Regions from separate parts of the Homo sapiens genome. Here region 2 is linked to region 1. A link is a loop called in an ENCODE intact Hi-C map of the cell type or tissue named here. Cell type or tissue: GM12878. All regions are shown on one strand. Each heading gives the region's core, and the rest is flanking DNA. Links, peaks and the distances in the headings are about the cores only.

Region 1 (9,384 bases), core at 662-8,661:
TGGCCACTTTAAACAGGTGGCCAAGGAAGGCCCCTGTGGTAAGGGGAGATTCAAGCGGTGGATGTGTGGGCAGGGGCTGTGCAGATAACTGGGAAGAACCTTCCAGGCAGTGAGTGCAAGGCAACGTGAAGTGGAGGAACAGCAGGAGGAACAGAGTGATGAGCATGAGGCTGGAGGACAGGACTTCAGAGAGGGGTCGGTGGGGAGGCAGGGGCGGATGAGTGTGTGTGTGTGGTGGTGAGTGGGGGTGTGTGGGCTGGGGGATATGTGTGGAGAGGAGTTTGCATATCACATAGGGCCTTGTAGGCCACTGTAAGGACTTCGGCTTTTACTCTGAGTATGATGGGAGCCATTGCATGGTGTTGAGCAGAGGAGTGACATAACTTACTTATGTTTTGAAAGCATCTGTCTGCTGATTTGAGAAGAGACTTAAGGAAGGGAGAGAACAAGGGTAGAAGTAGAAAGACCAGCTCTGTAGCTGTTGGATTCATCCAGATATGAGATGGTGGGGGCTGGGTCCAGGGGGGCAGAGGTGGAGGACAGTAGAAACCTTGTGGTACCTTTGTGAAGGAGTGTCCCGGATATGAATGAAGTCCTGAGTTCTCTTGAGCCCTGTTCCTGTATGAGATCAAGGCTCCCCAGCAGGCATGAGCCCCTCCCTCAGTGGAAGCTACCAGACAAAGTCATTTTAGATAATACTGAGCGGCTCTCCCGAGTGTGACTGCCCCATGCTTGGTCTGCAGCGGGGGAATGGTAGTCATGTGTGCACACATAGGTGTGTGGGGAGAGTGAAGAGACCGGTCAGTGTTCCGGCCACATCACACTTCCCGGCAAGATTCCAGTCGATGACCCAAGGAAACAGGAAACAGGCCTGCAGGGTGATTTCGAGGTCTGGACTCTATGCCCCGCTGTGAAGGTGGTTGTAGGCAGCCCTCAAGCTGAACGGTGCATTCGATTGGCTCTCAGTCTGAAAAAGTACAGTTCTGATTAAACGTCAGGAGACCTGAATTGTAGGAAACTCTAACTTCTGTCTAGGACTCCCCAGAGAGTTGAAGTTCTTAGAAAACTTGTCTGTTTGGGGGAACAGAAGGAGATGAATGTGTTCTGGAAAACCGGAGCCTTATGCCCAAATTTTTGGAGACGGATATCACTTAAAATGGTGCATCCCACTGTCCCCATGGGTACAAACCATACAATCAGTTCTGATGCCTGGTTTGGAAAACGTGATCCCCGTCAGTGTTGAAACCGAAGCAGAGCATGCTCGTAAACTCTGATTTTCCCCATGTGACTGCGAGCTGGGCTATCCGGGTGAGGCTGGCCTAGGGCCTGGAGTGAGCATTGTGGATGCTTACGCTCTAGGCCACAGCGCCCTCAGCAGCCTTTTCATTAGGGTGGTGTTCAGAGACAGACTGTGGCTGCTGCAGCCCCTTCAGAACCCGGGGCAGCTGAGGGAGAGAAGCCGCTTAATCTGATTTATAGGCAAGGCTCACAAGAGTTGCACTCCCTGCATGGCCCACCTCATTTGCTGGTCCATGGTCAAAGCACACTCCAGCTGGCAGGCTAAGGGTCCTTTTTAAAATAACAGTTTTATTGTGATTTAACTCACATGCCATAGAATTCAGTGGTTTTTAGATATTCACGGAGTTGTGCAACCACCACTGCTATGTAATTCCAAAACATTTTCATCATCCCCAAAATAAACTTCACGCACATTAACAGTCATTCCCCATCCCCAGGCACTGGCACCGCTGAACTGCTTTCTCTCTCTATGGATTTGCCTATACTGGACATTTCATAGAAATGGAATCATACAATGTTTGTCCTTTTGTGTCTGGCTTATTTCAGTTAGCATAATCTTTTCAAGATTCATCCACATGGTAGGTCCATACATTCATTTTTATGGCTGAATAATGGCCCACTGCATGGATATACCACATTTTATTTATCCATTCATCAGTTGATGATATTTGGGTTGTTTCCATCTTCTGGCTGCTATAAATAATGCTGCCATGAGCATTTGCATACAAGTTCTTCTGTGGACATTTGTTCTTATTTCCTAGGTATATACCTAGGAATGGAGTTACTGGGTGATGTGGTAACTCTATATTTACCTTGTTGACCAACTGCCAGGCTGCTTTCCACCATGGCTGCACCATTTTAAATTTCCACCAGCAATGCTCAAGGGTTTCATGAGCTTTTCAAACAGACAAGTGAGGCACCCTTTGCTCAGGTTGCAGTGTCGGGCTTTCAGCCCTTCCCAGCTTCTGTCTGCTTTGGTTTGAGGAGTCTGATCTGGCGTGCTGGCACACCTCGCTGAGGTTAGCAGCAACAGCTCCTGCTGCACCTTAGCAGCCTGCAGAGAAGTCTCTGGAAACCTCATGATTGCAGTGCGTGCCTACCACAAGCGGGCCCTCCACCTGCACCATCTATAATCCTCATGGCACGCCTCTGAGAATGGTCTGCATCTTGAAGATCATATCCACTTTACAGATGAGAAAGCTGAAGGTTGGAGAGATTAGGAGACTTGTCCAGAGGTCACAGAGCCAGGATGGCAACTGAGTGTGTCTCCTCTGAGCCTAGGCAGGAAGGGCTTAGTGATGGCCTTTGATTTGTGTTCTGATGGGAAAAGGGGTCAGGTGACTGGACCCCCAGATGGATCCTCTTGCTGAACAGCTCTCTACCCTGAAAGTCCAAGGCTGCTCATGGCTGCAGAAATCTTCACAGGTTCAGAGTCAACACCAGCCTCTGCAGGAGCAATGTGTTCTGAGCATATCCTGTCTTTTGAGGCTTGAGTTAGGGGTCTGAAACCACCCCTGGCCTCCTGCAACCCTGCCAAGCCCAGCGCACTGCTTTGGGCAATGCAGGAGGCAATGTTTATTCTTTTCTCTGTTCTTCACACACCCACTACCTATCTGCTGCTCCACAGAAGCAGCCTCATCCTGGCTATGAGTACTGAAGTGCCTTCCAAGCAGAGATCCTAATCACTCAGGAACAGCCTCTACCCAAAGGCTGAGGGGCTGCAGTGATCTATGTTGGCCAGCAGGGGCGTGGCCTCTCTATTTGCCATTTAGCGTCCAGTGAATGGTCCAGGAACACCTCTGGTAAAAGACTACTCTCCCTTCTCTCCACCTTCTCCCGAGCCTTTCAGGGTATGTGTCCTCAATGCCTGCAGAGAGCAGCCACAGGGCATCCTGGGCCAAGATTCCACCCTGTGGCCACCGCAAAAAACCACAGCAGCAATGTGGTAGCTTGAAACCAGGGAATGTGGCGGCACCAAGCCTTCTGGAGGAAGGAGTGAGTGGCTGCTCCACCCACAAGTGGCCTTTTCCCAAAGGGTCCAGGACAGCTATCCTGGCATTTTGCCAAGCAAACTATGGCCACTGACCAAGACAGCACCCAGTTGGGTTCAGAACAGGTCGATCACTGCTGACATATGTAGAGAGGGTTAGAATCCATGGGGGTTCTTGGCATCTCGGAATACACACCCCTGAATTTTGTTTCCTTGACATACCATCTTGCTACATGCTCAGGAGAGTAAAGTTCCCAAATTCTGTCTTTGGTTGAGTGTGTGTATATGTGTCTGTGTAAGTGTCCCTGTAGTCATAAGGAAAATCACTTTGCATTTATGGAATGCCGGCTACATGCCAGATCACGTGAGGTCTTCACATTTATAATTCTACTTAATGTAGAATTTATATGTGTAAATTTAGTTTACATATGAAGAATTGAGGCTCAGAAAGGGTGTGTGACCTGCCAAAGGTCACACAGCTAGTAAGTGGCAGAGGGAGGTAGGATCTGAAAGCAGATCTGACTTTTAAGCCCCTGTGTGCCAGGAGTAGATTCTGACAAGCCTAGTAAGATAGGTGACCCTTGGCCAGGTGCGCTGGCTCAAGCCTGTAATCCCAGCACTTTGGGAGGCTGAGGCAGGCAGATCACTTGAGTCCAGGAGTTTGAGACCAGCCTGGCCAACATGGCGAAACCCCAGCTCTACCAACATACACAAATTGGCTGCACATGGTGGCTCAGGCCTGTAGTCCCAGCTACTAGGGAGTCTGCAGTGGGAGGATTGCTTGAGCCCAGGAGGTCAAGGCTGCATGAAGCCGTCAGCGTGTCATTGCACTCCAGCCTGGGCAACAGAGTAAAACCCTGTGTCAAAAAAAAAAAAAAAAAGGAAACTAAAAAGATAGTTGAGCCTCTTGTTGCTCCCACCCCAACACTGCCTCAATCTTGCGGTTGCTTTGAAAGAAAGGGGCAAGGCTGGGAGCAGAGTCAGAAGGGGAGGATAAGGACAGAATTTGCAAGCTAGTTTATTTAGGAACTGGTGAAATTCAGAAGGGTTGAAGGAGGCCTCTAGGATGGCGACCTTTCCCTAAGCAGCACATCGGTGTTACCGGGCACCGAGAGAGAAAGGTAAAAAGGAGAATGAAGAGGAATAATGGGAGGTGGGGAGATAGAGAGAGGCTGGTGGCCTGAAGACGCTTGCAAGGGGACTCCCCTGCCTGGGGGGCTGGCAGGAGCAAGCACAACCTTCATTCTCTCTAGCAGGGCCAACAAAGGGCAGCTGAATCACAGTATTTCTCAAGAAATAAAAATTCCTAGCACACCCCTGGGGCCTCGGGGAGAAAAACTGACAAGGTGTTGATTGAAAACATACCGCGCTGTGTGCGCCCACAGGGTGAGGCCGCGCTTGCACAGGTTCACAGCGACACCTAGTGGTCTCCTGGGGCACCTGCCGCCTCTGCAGAAATGGCAAGGTTGGTGGGCCACAGGGTGACTGGGTTCCTGGAGGAGATTTGGGGTCCAAATCAGACATTTCCTCTTTTCCCTTGCTGTCAGCACGCATATTTTGCACAACTGTCCACCCTCCAACTGTGTGAAACATGTCGGTATTCTGAGGAGAGTCAGGGGTGGGGCCGGGGGCCATTGGTAAAAGACTGGACTTCCTGGTTGGACACGGTAGCTCACTCCTGTAATCTCAGCAATTTGGGAGGCCGAGGCGGGCGGATCACTTGAGTCCAGGAGTTTGAGACCAGCCTGGCCAACATGGTGAAACCCCGTCTCTACTAAAAATACAAAAATTAGTCGGGCGTGGTGGCACGTGCCTGTAATCCCAGCTACTCGGGAGGCTGAGCCAGGAGAATCGCTTGAACCCAGGAGGTGGAGGTTGCAGTGAACCAAGATCGCGCCACTGCACTCCAGCCTGGGCAACAGAGCGAGACTCTGTCTCAAAAAAAAAAAAAAAGAAAAAAAGAAAGACTGGACTTTCTAATGTTCACCCCAAGACTAACAAGGTATGCATATCCAACTGGCTCTGCACCATCTAGATTTTCTGAAGTGGTCACTATTTCCTCTAATTTTATTCTCTTCATTTATTCAATATAACTAAAAGTATTTAATGGTGAAATCCTCAGATGGCTTTTACACAAATGAATTCTCCAGTCACAGAAATTTCTTTGTTGTCGACCTGCTCAGAAAATAGAACAACTATACTTCTATATTAGGTCAAAGACCTTGATGTCCATAGTGAACCTGATCAATAAATCTGCTTAGAAATGAAAACAATGCATCTCTTTCTGGATAATAGCACTTGAACATTTTTGTTCCCTCCCTGGCCTCCTCTCATGCCATTTAAGCCTTGGCTAATTTCCTTGTCTGAAGGCCCCCTGGAGACAGAGCATATCCAGTGTGAGCACAATGCCTGAGACATCGTTGATACTCAAAAATGATTTCTTACTGAATGGCTTCAGCTCCTGATGGAGCAGCAGATGCCACAGGAGGAAGGTCAGAGAGTTCAGTCCTCCGTGAAGCGCTGCCAGAGGATTCCAGACTCTGAAGGGAAATGATCAGACTAGCAAGACCCTTGCTAGGGTGTCCCTACCTGCAATCCAGCTTCTTGTTAATAGCTGGGGATGACTTGTGGTTAAGTGGTAGCCCAGTGTGGCATTTGCAGAGTTCTGGAACAAGGCTATTAAATGTCTGTGGGCTGGCACTCCTGAGAGGGCTCCATGTGGCCATGCTTTCCAGACCCCCTCAAAAGCCCCACTGGAGCCTTTCCTTGTAAAGAAGCCATGAGCTTCTGTGAACCAATCCTGCTGGGATGAAAACCATTGTCTCCAAGCTAAATTTTATCCAAATTACATTGGCCAAATTGTGTTGCATTAACTGGGTTTCTTTCTGGTTGCAAAGAACAGAGAATCATAGGTTTATTGGGATATAACATGTGAAAATAAAGAGTTGGCTCCATTGCTCAGTCTGTCCAGAACCCAGAAGAAGCAGAAGACCTCACTTCTCAGGGGTGGTGTAGTATAATAGATATTAGTCATATTGGTGCCACCCCAACATCATTTGAAGAAACTTCTTAAATTTGGAAAATACGCCATGTGAGGGGTGCTACCTCACCAGGGTGGAGATCAGAACTCAGTTACTCAGACTCCTCTGCAGCTAGGACACAGGCATGTGACATAGGCTCTGTGGATTGGATGCAGTATGATGAGATTTCAGTCTGGAAGAGTGAAAAGCCAGGGAGAAGCTGCTGCATGGAATTGTTCTTGGTGATGGGGCGGAACATGGTGGAGGGACATGGAACCCCAGAGGCAGCAGAGACAGAGATGATAATAGTAACATGCACCAAAGGCAGTGGGATCAAGCCTGTGACCAGACAGGTGAGGATTTGGGTATTGTTTGTGGCTGCAGAGTGCCAACCCCTATTTCTCCGACCTTGCTGGAGAGTCTGTGAGCCACTAATATGCGTCCATAAGTTCTTTTCTGTTTAAACAAATCAGAGGGGATTTTGTTGTTTGTAGGTAAGAATCCTGATTGATAAAAGCCTAGTGAGGACTCAGGGAGACTGTGATCAGAAAGTCATTTAGCATGCAAGGCATCTGTAAGAGGTTAATGTCAGGAGTTCAAGGATCTTTGCTCCGGAGAGGTTGTGCTCAACTATTTTGTTTGGGGCTGAGGCTGTTGTTACTGCCTGTTTAACATCCCTTAAGCAATAACCATTTTCTACTATTAGGTCCTGTATTCTGGTGGGGCTGACATCATGCCCTAGCTCCAGAACTGGGCATATGACCCAGGCCAGGCCAATCAGATCACAGCTTCTCCTTGGCTCTGTTAATTGGTTCAGGGATGGATACGTGTTCCAAGGTGGACCATTGAGAACTACCCCTGGGACTTGTGCTGTAGATCTAGGGAATTATTCCTTATCTGCTGATGCTGCTAAGCTGGAAGGAGGTCAGTAGGAAGCATGAAGCCAATATTGGTTACCTTGTTGAGTGTGGGAAGAGCCTGCCAACCAAAGAATAATGCCAACTGAAGGAAAGAAAAATAAGAAGAGAGAGAGAAACAATAATTCCTGATGATGTTGGGTATTTGTATGCAGCCATCATTGAAGTCTGTTCTATCCCTAGATTTTTCAGTGACATGAACCATCAGATTCCTTTGTAAGTTAATTTTGAGTTGAGTTTCTGTTACTTGAAACCAAAAGGTCCTGACTAATACAATGGCACATGTTCAAATATCAGAATTTTTGGCAAGCCTTTAGAAGAATTAAATAACATCCTTGGTTATTATAGCGTTAACTTGGTTACTCTGCAAGCCCATGTCTTTGAGAATAACTGTTATGGCCCCAACTGTGCTCTCTTCTGTCCTCACAAGACAGTTTTCACACATTCTGGGAAACTTGGTTGTGTTGGCACACACTTATCATTATACTCTACCTCTTCCCTCCGATGTGCGTGTTTGGGATTCTCCCATTCTACAAGGAGTATTCCTCTCAACATTCTGTCCAACAAGCACTGTTGTAACAATACATATCCTCAGTTGCAACAAAAGGTGCATTTTCTACCTTGAGCACAATGTGTTAGCCACCTGTGCAAGGTATGCCGCCAGCTGCTGTGGGTGTGCAGAGATATTTGGGTTCAGAACCACTGGTCCTAGGGCTCTGGCATCAATATGACTCTCTGCCTTCGCTCTTCACTCACCTCTTCTAAGTGTTTCTTCAGGACTTTTGTTCTGCTACCAGTTGGCTCATTTTCTCTTTATCTCTAAAATCAGTTTCCTGGCCAGGCATGGTGGCTCATGCCTGCAATCCCAGCACTTTGGGAGGCCAAGGCAGGAGGATCAGTTGAGGCCAGGAGCTTGTGAACAGCCTGGCCAACACAGCGAGATCATGTTTCTATAAAAAAAATTCTCTTTAGACCCTAAAATTAGTTTTCTCAGAAGGAAAGATAATTCAATGGATCTAATTGCCAATTTGAATTCTCATTTGGGCAGAGTTGGTTGAGCTGGGCCATATCAGACAATCCCACTAGTCCCTGGATAGGAGGTCTTGGGCAAGGCATCTGCCCCTGTCCAATCACAGCTGGCCAAGAGGAGGTGTGGGTCACATGGCTAAGAACAAGGCAAATGCTGAATGAGGGACAGCTTGGGGACACTTCCCTCCTTGGGGGCTGTGACTGGGCAGTTTTTCTTAGGCGAGAATGGTGTGTACGACAGCTACCATGATCGATGTGTCTGGTACATTCTCCCATCCTATAAATAATAAGAGAAAAGCAAGATGATGGCAGGGGACGGAATGATAATAATTATCGAGGACTGGCTTCACCTTCAGCACCTCACTTCTTCCTATGTCCCACTCGTCAGCTGTCTCTGGGAAAGTGATCAGCTTCCAGGAGCCAGAGGGCTCTTTGAAGGGCTGTGAGGAAAGAGGAGCTGCTCAGCATGCATTTCAATATCCTCAGCACGGAGCACATCACCCTCGCTGTGGGCCCAATGGCCTTTAGAGATGGTGAGAGTTGAGCTGTGGGCACAGAGTTGAGAGTTCAGTATTCTCAACTCCTTCTCTGAAGCCAGACAAGGACACATTTCCCCTATAGCCTCCCCCTGTAGCTGAGGGCAGGGCTGTGGATCCACATGCTGGCTCTGTCTTGTTCTTCTGAGTTTATCCTGTGGTTTGCACCAGTGTTCTACGGCAACTCCAGAACCCTCAGCTTCAAGCCAAAGTGTTTTCCAAATAACCAGAAGAGTCCACCTGGGAGGCCTGGCTCAGGCCAGCCCCACGTACGAGGGTTGGCAGCTCTGACATTAATTAACCGTGTGGCCTTTTAGTGAACTGAAAGACACTGGAACACTGCTTTTCTTAATAAAATAAAATCTTTAACCACCAGGGTTGACAGTAGGAGGAAATCTGATAGGGGTGGGGCTGTACTAGAAGTCTCCCTTGCCTGGTTTGAATGTTCTGGCCTTGTCCCTGGTTGGGACAGCGTATTAAGCTGGGGCAGCTACATCTTCCCCTGGGCTGACTTCTGCCAAAGCCTAGAACGTTGTCACTAAAGTTTAATTCCTTTTTGTATTTAAAGGCTCCTGGAGTCCTAGAGATGCAAC
Region 2 (9,384 bases), core at 885-8,884, 350 kb before region 1:
TACATCCTCCCTACCTTTCTGCGTTAGGATCTCCTTTACGTATTGATACTGAAGATAGACTGGTTGTGGTGCTTTGTTACTCTTTAGGGGGTGTTGTTTTGGTTTTAGTGCCCATACTTCATAAAATAAAACCTGAATTCAGGGCCAGGCACAGTGGGTCATGCCTATAACCCCAGAACTTTGGGAGGCCAGGGTGGCAGATCACTTAAGGTCAGGAGTTCAAGACCCTCCTGGCCAACATGGTGAAACCTTGTCTCTACTAAAAATACAAAAATTAGCCGAGCGTGGTGGTGCACACTTGTAATCCCAGATACTCAGGAGGCTGAGGCAGAATCGCTTGAATCAGGAGGTGGAGGTTGTCGTGAGCTGAGATTGTACCACTGCACTCCAGCCTGGGTGACAGAGCGAGATTCCGTCTCAAAACAAACAAACAAAAACCCTCTGAATTCAAACAACTACCACCGCCACTACCAATGCCACCACACACAAACACACGCACATGCACACACACGAACACAGGCTCCACTAGCTATTTACAAATGGGACACTGAGGCACAGCTCTTCCTCTTGCCAACCTGATCGTTCATCCCTGATACAGCCGCCATTTCCATAAAGGAATCATCATTCTCCCATGGACTCAGATCTTAGACCTTGAAGTTGGGACTAACAGACTCTCAACAGGCAAGAAAAACCCCACAGGTAACCATTCTCTGCAGGCCCCCTTCTTCAGGAGTGCAGTTGCTCATCCACACTCCTGCCCAGGGGCTGCCAGGCATAGCTTCACTGCAGGCTCCATCTGGGGCGGTGCATCAGGTAAGCAGTGTGCCAGATAAGCGGTGAGCCAGGTAAGTGGTGTGACAGTTTAGTGGCACCTCCCGAGTTCAGTCCCGACTGTTGAAGAGTTCTCCTTTATGCCAAGCTCCCGTGTAATGACCACTCATGAATCCCATGTCTGCGTTGTGGGAGTCACTATGAACCAGTCTAATCCCCCTTCCATGGAACATCTTGCCAAATGTTTGTTCCTTGAAACTTCCTTCTCTCAGGCTAAACACCCTGAGATGACTTCTTAAACTATTCTTTACAAAGCATCATTTTCATTACTCCCTGATCTTGGTTCTCTTGGCTCCTCTTGTTCTTCACAGACCATGGAACTCAGAAGGGAGAGCATTACAGATGGGGTCTGACCAGCTCCTACAGATCTGTTCTGGACATTATTCTCCTATTAATGCAGCCAGAGATCCAATCTAGATTTTTTATTTGTGATAGCTGCCTCATCCCTAAGTTTTATTTCACACATTTTGCTGCCAAGCTGCAAATCCACAGGTATCCTTTAAAAATGTCATCTTGTTGGATTTAGTCTACTGCTCCAGTCTGTTGAGATCTTTTTGGACTCTGATTCATTAACATAATCTGCTCTCCCTCCCAAATCTACCACCTGAAAACTCGATCGGCCTGCCATCAATGCCAATCTTCTTCCAAGTGCTCATACACAACGTGGAAGAGGACAGGCCCAAGAGGGCAACTCGATACATCCCTCAGTGCAACAGTGGCCTTTGAAAAGCACTCTTGAGATATGGTTGTACCGAACCATGTGCCATTCAGGGCAGGTGTCTCACGTGGCCCACATTTCTTCATCTCCCTGGTAGGATCTTGTGGGTGACTTTGACAAATGGGACTAATGATAGGCCTCCTCTTACTGTTGGTTGTGAAGGTTAAGTGCAAAGTTCTTTAAGCAGGGTATTACACACAATGAGCAGTCCAACACTGCCTTTAGTACAGAGAAGAGATGATAATAATAATAATAATAATAATAATAATAATAATAATAATAAATGGTTTTCCAATTCCCAGACAAACTACCTTCCTTATTGGCAACCACATACAGACATTAGAAAGCTGTAATCTATAGAAGGAGCACTGACATCCAAGAGCTGGAGTCCAAATCCCGGCTCTCCTTCCAGAATGTCTATGCTCTGAGGTTAGCAGTACCTCCCCTCTCCAGCGCTATAGCGAAGAGTCAATGACATCAGGCATGTAAAAGAGGTTTCAAAGTTGAGTCAGACTATGCAAACATAAAAGAATAGTATGCTGATTACTGTTATAAATAAGTCAAGATACCATTTCCATTGGCAGAGACCTCCCTGTGAAGCCAAGGAGGAACCTATAGATGTACTCAGGCTGACAGGAGGAACAGGTCTTTCAGCACACAGCAGCTGGATTACTTTGATAATGAGATTCCTGATCTCCTCTCCTGGTAGCAATCATCTCCTCTCTCATCTCAGACCAGAGCCAAAGCTGGCTTATAAAGAAAAAGGAGTGGGTCTTCCTACCATATTTGCAGAGGGGCCCCTCAGCCTGTGGGAACACACTTTCTCTCCATGGTCCCCTTGTTGAGACCAGAACCTGAGTATCAGCAGCAGGGAACCGGCAGGTGATGAAGGGCCGTGAGAGTTACTTTTAGCTCCCCTACGGCTTGACCCCAGTCAATCCCTGAGCTTCCATCCTGGATGGTGGTTTCTAAGAACAACTAGGCTTTAGGCTCTGACATTCTCAGGGCAGGTTCTCAGAAACCCTGTTCTCACTCCAGCTGAGGATGTTGGTGTCTTCAGGGAATAAATGGTCTTCACTAAAAACCAATCTTGGAAACATTTTGCAAAGCATGGTCAGAGGTCACCTGTTGGCCTTTAGAATCTCAGGATCAAGGATATCCCACAGCAGGGGAAGAAGGAGAGGAAGTGGCATGGCCAAACACATGCCTCTGAGAAGAGAGCAGCATTAAGATGGGAGGCAATAACTAACATAAATGAATTTTCCTCTCCTCGTCCATCTAAGGTTAGTTTCCCAACTTCCAGGGGGAATGAACACTAAGGGCAGATTAAAAAAAAAAAATACACAGATGCTCTCTGACTTACAATGGGATTATATCTGGATAAACCCATCATAAATTGAAAATATCGTAAGTCAAAAATGCATTTAAGGGCCAGTCACAGTGGCTCATGCCTGTAATCCCAGCACTTTGGGAAGCTGAGGCGGGTGGATCACCTGAGGTCAGGAGTTCAAGACCAGCCTGGCCAACATGGTGAAACCCCATCTCTACTAAAAATACAAAAATCAGCAGAGTGTGGTGGTGGGCGCCTGTAATCCTAGCTACTTGGGAGGCTGAGGCAGGAGAATCCCTTGAACCCAGGAGATGGAGGTTGCAGTGAGCCAAGATTGTGCCATTGCACTCCAGCCTGGGTGATGAGAGTGAAAGTCCATCTCAAAACAAACAAACAAACAAACAAAACCCACCCATTTAATATAATAACCTACTGAACCTCATAGCCTTAGCCTACCCTATCTTAAATGTGCTCAGAACATAACCTACAGTCGGGCAGAATGCCCTAACACGAAGCCTATTTTATAATAAAGTGTTGAATATCTCATGTAATGTATTGCATATCATATTGAAAATGAAAAACAGAATGGTTACATGGGTACTTAAAGTACAGTTTCTATGGAATGCATGTCACTTCTGTACCATCTTGAAACCAAAAAATCATAAGTCGAACCATTGTAAGTCAGACACCGTCTGTATCTATATGTAATTGTTGGCAAGACACTGAGAGGTTTATGCCAATGAATCTATTAACAGATCAGGGAGTTGGCCCAGAAAGGAGGTGGGAGTGAAGGGGCCCAGAAGGGAAGGTAACAATTCCTGACATAGTTTCTGGAGCCTACTGGTCCACAAGCTTCCCTTACTCAACCTACCCCTAATAAGAGTCTCTCTCGAGACAGGTGAGCTGCCACAGTCACCTGAGAATCATCATAAGCCATATGAAAGCTAATTCAGACTTTCATAGCCACTGATGACTTTTAAACATATTCCTATCTTTCTCTCATTGCATTTCCTTTGACTATGCACCCACACAGAGATGGCGCCTGGTTCTATAAACTGATGCATGAGGGGAATAAACTCACAGATGAATCTGTACCCCATGGAGGTTCCTGCAATGTTCTGATGCTGAGGCAGGACCAGGCTTGGCAGATTGGTGTTATGGGTTAAATTTCTCCACTTCAGACTTCATATGTTGATGTCTTAATCCCTAGTACCCGAGAATATAAGCACATTTGGAGAGAAAGTCTTTGAAGAGGTGACTAAGTTAAAATGAGGCCATTAGGATGGGGCCCTAATCCAATAGGATAGGTGTCCTTAAGAAAAGGAAGGGACGACAATGGCACAAGTCCAGAGGGTGGATCACATGAAGAGGCGGCAAGAGGGCAGCCATCTGCAAGCCAAGAAGGGGCCTCAGGAGAAACCAAACTTGCTGGCACCTTAATCTTGGACCTCCAGCTTCCAGAATCATGAGAAAATAAACTTTGGTTGTTGAACCCACCCAGGCTGTTTCATTTTGTTATGACAGCCCTATCATACCAAGACCAATACCTAAAAACCATGCAAGTTCACTAGATCAGGGAGAAAAAGTATAGGATGGAGGCAGAGGCCTAGGTGCAGCTCGGATGCATCCTCCTCCTTGGGCTGTGTTTCAGAGCAGTGTGACAGAGCAGGAATGTGGCCTGGCTTCAGCTACCCGCAGAAGAGCATTCTTTCATGCATTCCCACTGACCATGAGACCCACACCACTACCTCACTGACACCATACCCACTCACCCCAAGGCTTTAGTCATACAAAGAAAAGAGCCATTCTATATTGTTCTTCGGTGCTCTCATAATGTTTAACCATGCTTTTTACTTAAAGAATTCCAGGAACTGGACTGAAGAGATCCAAAATATGGAACCAAGGTTGCGGAGTGTCCCACCTCAGGAAGGAATGCTGAACAACTGATTTATAGCCTTGTTGTTGCCGGCTAGACCACCAGGTGGCCCATGACTCAAGATAATCATCACAACCAGATACATTGACTTGCATACCCTAACCCTCACATGCGTTGCCCAGCCCAGCCTGCATACCCTACCCTGATATCAATTCCTGTACTTCGCCTAATAAAAAAAATCCCAACTGGGGACGGACACGGTGGTTCATGCCTGTAATCCCAGCACTTTGGGAGGCTGAGGCGGGTGGATGGCTTGACCTCAGGAGTTTGAGACCAGCCTGGGCAACATGGAGGAAACCCCATCTCTACTAAAAATACATAACTTAGCTGGGCATGGTGGCACATGCCTGTAGCCCCAGCTACTTGGGAGGGTGAGGTGGGAGGATCACCTGGGTCCAGGAGGTAGAGGCTGCAGTGAGCCGTGATCGTGCCACTGCACTCTAGCCTGGGCAACACAGAGCAAGACCCTGTGTCAATTAAAAAAAAAAAAAAATCCCAATCGGCTGTTTTCAGAGGGTCAGTCAGGGAATTCTCTCTCTCTCTACCTTATGCCCTGGCGTAAGCGCCAATGAAGCCTTGTCTGGGAAGACTCTTTTCGCCTCATTTCTATTGCACCAAAAGCCCAAGAACCCATGGTCAGTAACAGCAAGGTCAAGGTGGGACAAATCTCCTAAACCCTGATAACTGGCAGTCTGCCTGCCCTGAAGTCCTGAAGCTGAAGTAGTCTACAAGTACACGGAGCAGGTGTGAGTAGCTGGTCTGAAAATGTATGACTCCAGGTCATAGTCTGGGAGTGATCAACTCCTTTTATCAGCTTACTTTCTTGTTTCACCTCTTACCCAAAAAGTAATCTGATTACTGGTTCTAATTAATGTATATGTCATGGCTGTTGTTCCAGAAAAGACAAGACCTTGGGGGTGAATGGACTATGGCAAAGTGAGGTCGCTGTTAGCAGACTCCCAAAGGTTTGACGAAATTACACAGACCATCTGGCTCAGTGCTGCCTTTGGCTGGGAATTCACTGGTCTCTAGGTTCTGCCTGGGTGCCTTGGTCTTCCCGGAGTGTAGGGTGGACAGAACCACTCCCCTGGGGCCAAGAGAGAAGGAGTGGGCTCACAAATGCTCACTGCTGCTAAGGTGCCCAGCTGCCCCGGATCAATTAAGTTTAAACAGCAGCTATGTCACTGGGGCTGGGGTGGAGGGAAGAATCAAAGTGAGGAAGGAGGGTGTTTCTAAGATATTGGCAGGCCAATGTCTGGAGGGCCTGGGAGGGGCAACGTGCTCTAGGAGACAGAGCTGAAAGGCCTTTACTTTCCCAAGGATGGCAGGGTGGGAGGGTTTAGCTCATTCAAATGCAAAAGCCTTTCAGTATTTACTGCCACTCCTCCCAGCTCCAACATAAAGGCCTATAGGTTCTCTTCACATCTTTCCATTCACTTGGGCTGTGGGGGTGATTGACACAGCTGGGGGCAGCCCCCATAATCATTCCTAGCTGAGATGCATACAAACCAACACACACCTCAAGCTTGACACCTTACGAAGGTGGGCCGAAAGTCCTCCCGGTCCCAACCAGACATACGGAGGAGGCACGGGGAAGTGGAACAGAGGCCCCACACACAGGGGCAGATTTGAATCAAATTAGAACAAAGAGTCCCTTAGCATCGTGTCATAGCCAGTTAGCCCAGAGCAAATGGGGGCATGAGGAGGCGAAGGTCCGATGGATCATGTCCGAGCCCGAGTTTTAGCTTCTCAGCTCCCCTGTATGAGCCAGGCCCCAAAGCCAGGCTTTTCCTACTAGGACCAAAGGGCTGGACTTGGCCCCCACCAGCTCAGTGGGGCCAGTGTGAGAAAGCACAGGACAGACTCTAAACGTCAAAGGCCTAAAGCAAGGAAGCCTCATCATTATTCTCTGCAAGGTTAAAGGAGACAGGGCACTTCTTTTTTTATTTTTGAGACGGAGTTTCGCTCTTGTTGCCCAGGCTGGAGTGCAATGGCGCGCTCTCGGCTCACAGCAACCTCCGCCTCCTGGGTTCAAACAATTCTCCTGCCTCAGCCTCCCGAGTAGCTGGGATTACAGGCATGTGCCACCATGCCCAGCTAATTTTTGTATTTTTCGTAGAGACGGGGTTTCTCCATGTTGGTCAGGCTGGTCTCGAACTCCCGACCTCAGGTGATCCGCCCGCCTCAGCCTCCCAAAGTGCTGGGATTACAGGCATGAGCCACCGCGCCCAGCAAAAAAAAGCATTCATATGAATGAGAGAAACATGGAGGAGAAAAGAAAGCCTCTCTTGGCAGCACTCAGCAGTTAGAACTATGTCAAGCCTCATCCTAATGGTCACATTTACCACCTTGGAAATTTCCGTTTTCACTGTCCGTTCTCATTCATGTGATGCTGGGGGTGGGGTTGGACCCATCTGTGTGGGACTCAAGGTCTTGGATCTAAGCAGACCCGCTCCTCAGAAGGCCTTCCGTGAGGCCTAAATGATGTTTGTCGTCTTCTCCTTCTTTTGCGATTTGTTTAGTTTAAAATATTTAACCCGAGGCACAATGAAGTGTCTCATTTACAAGGTTCTCCCGGACCATTAGACTGGGACTCCACATTCATTATGCTGATGAACGCGCTACTTACTCATGCAAATTCCAAGAGCGGCAGACTCAGAGATGGGAGGTGCTCAAGGTACGATATCAAGGGCTGATTTAATTACACAGCCATTCAGTGGGACAAGCACGGCAATTTTTAGCCAACTGTTCTAGTAAATATTACGGGAAACCCTTTTATAGAGTGCTAATTCCGGCTTAGTGTTTTCGCTAAGCTTTAGTTCTTACTCAAACATGCACACGGGCCCCCAAAGATGCTACCACCAGGCCAGAAAATCACACAGATAAAGCATGAGCCCATATGCCATCTTGCAGTCAATCATCCTTTTAAAAATGTTATAAATGTCTGCATATCACTGTCATTTAGGTGGGGACAAACTAAGGTCCAGTAACTTCCCTGTGTCTGTTCTTCCTCCGTCCCCCTCCCCCGTGACTCTGAGTCCTGCAGACCAGCCCTTGGGCATGTTTTGGGTCACCAAATGCCACTGCTCCCAGGAGTTTGACAAAACAACCGCTGTAAACTCATTTCAGACGTTTGAAACAATACCCAATCACTGCATCCACCCTCGAGGAGCGCCCCAGAGGAAATGGCATCATTACTTTCATTTTACTCCGTTTGTGAACGACTAAAGGAAAACAACACGTCCTAGGACTCTCGGGAACGTTATTAAGTGACCCCTAAGAAATTAATCATCAAGAGCTAAAATAACCCTCTGCTGCACATACACCGCCGTTTCTCTAAGTGGAGAAACAAATTTCACTTTCCACAGTTGGAACAGAAACTCTTATGCATCCCCGTTTCTTCAAAAAAAAGTCTATAAATAACCTAGGATCAGCAAAATTATGCAAAACATCCTGCTAGAAGAAGAAATGTAAACTAAAACCACTTACAGAGAGACTCAGGCTGCCAACTTAATCTGATGCTACGACGACTGTAAACATGTTGTACTTTTGGAACCTGAAGCGATCCACATTAGCACGGATGTCAGTAAAAAAAAAAAAAAGAAAAAAAAAAAGAGAGAGAGAGAGAAAGAAAAAGGAGGGAAAAAAATCGCAACGACTAAACAACAACAAAAGCCCAGCCCCAAACAGAGCAACGTGATACGGTATTCTGCACGGTGCACAGCCCGACGGCTGACCAGCTGCAGTCAATACCAGCTATCCGCGCTTGCACACGCCAACTGTTTTGACTACACGCACTTGTTAAACACGGAGTTTCAGGTCCTACCAGTTGGACACCAGAAGTTCATAGAACTGACCCAGTGCCAAGAACAACAAGCACAGAAAGCGAACCGGCTGCCTCGTGCGGGTGTTTTTGTTAACTGTTTATGCAAGCCCCAAAGCAATTGGGTAACAATTACGAATAAAAAAGAACTTAAATTACAAAAGCAAAAGATTACCACCTTGAAGGAAATGTAGATATTGGCAGCTGAAGGACAGACGTCATGCTACTTTATTGGTGGGGTGGGTGGGTAGTTTTCAGAGAGAACTGGTTGGGGGAGGGGGAGGTGTCACATGACACACTGCGGTTATTAGCAGAAGGAACTGGGTGCTTCCTCGAAGCATCTTTTAGAGATTGACTTAGATTTTGCAAATGTGGAGGCTTTGCTGCACATGTGGGGGTGATGGCAGGAGCACTAGAATTTGTCAGTTGGTAAATCCCATAGGAGAAGAAAGGGACATGCTGGATGAATTTCTTTCTTTCCTTCCTTCCTTCCTTCCTTCCTTCCTTCCTTCCTTCCTTCCTTCCTTCCTTCCTCCCTCCCTCCCTCCCTCCCTTCCTTCCTTCTTTTTTTGAGATGGAGTCTGGCTCTGTCACCCAGGCTGGAGTGCAATGGCGCTATCTTGGCTCACTGCAACCTCTGCCTCCTGGGTTCAAGCAATTCTCCTGCCACAGCCTCCTAAGTAGCTGGGATTACAGGCATGCACCACTACGCCTGGCTAGTTTTTGTATTTTTGGTAGAGATGGAG

Evidence for each region. Hi-C counts contacts between places; a loop is a spot of excess contacts. Peaks named below come from ENCODE experiments on the same cell type or tissue, not always from the same donor. Only the 100,000 strongest peaks of a DNase experiment are listed, where the experiment ranks them.
Region 2: it touches region 1 in a loop (11-fold over the local background); 9 of 110 quality-filtered maps call a loop at or near these places.

What each region holds. Positions count from the first base shown.
Region 1 is chr7:106,038,272-106,047,655 of GRCh38, forward strand. No RefSeq gene overlaps it. Among named protein-coding and RNA genes, the nearest start is that of SYPL1, 69 kb to the right of the region's middle. RefSeq lists an enhancer at 4,359-4,859. In GM12878, for the core only: CTCF peaks have their summits at 3,035 and 4,707 (motif pointing left); no DNase peak of the experiment used is centred there; H3K27me3 peaks cover 386 bases.
Region 2 is chr7:105,683,256-105,692,639 of GRCh38, forward strand. All of the region lies in intron 3 of ATXN7L1 (ataxin 7 like 1), which reads right to left. Among named protein-coding and RNA genes, the nearest start is that of EFCAB10, 110 kb to the left of the region's middle. RefSeq lists enhancers at 5,319-5,994, 5,995-6,670, 6,671-7,346, 7,347-8,022, 8,023-8,698. In GM12878, for the core only: a CTCF peak has its summit at 4,870 (motif pointing right); no DNase peak of the experiment used is centred there; H3K4me3 peaks cover 1,114 bases.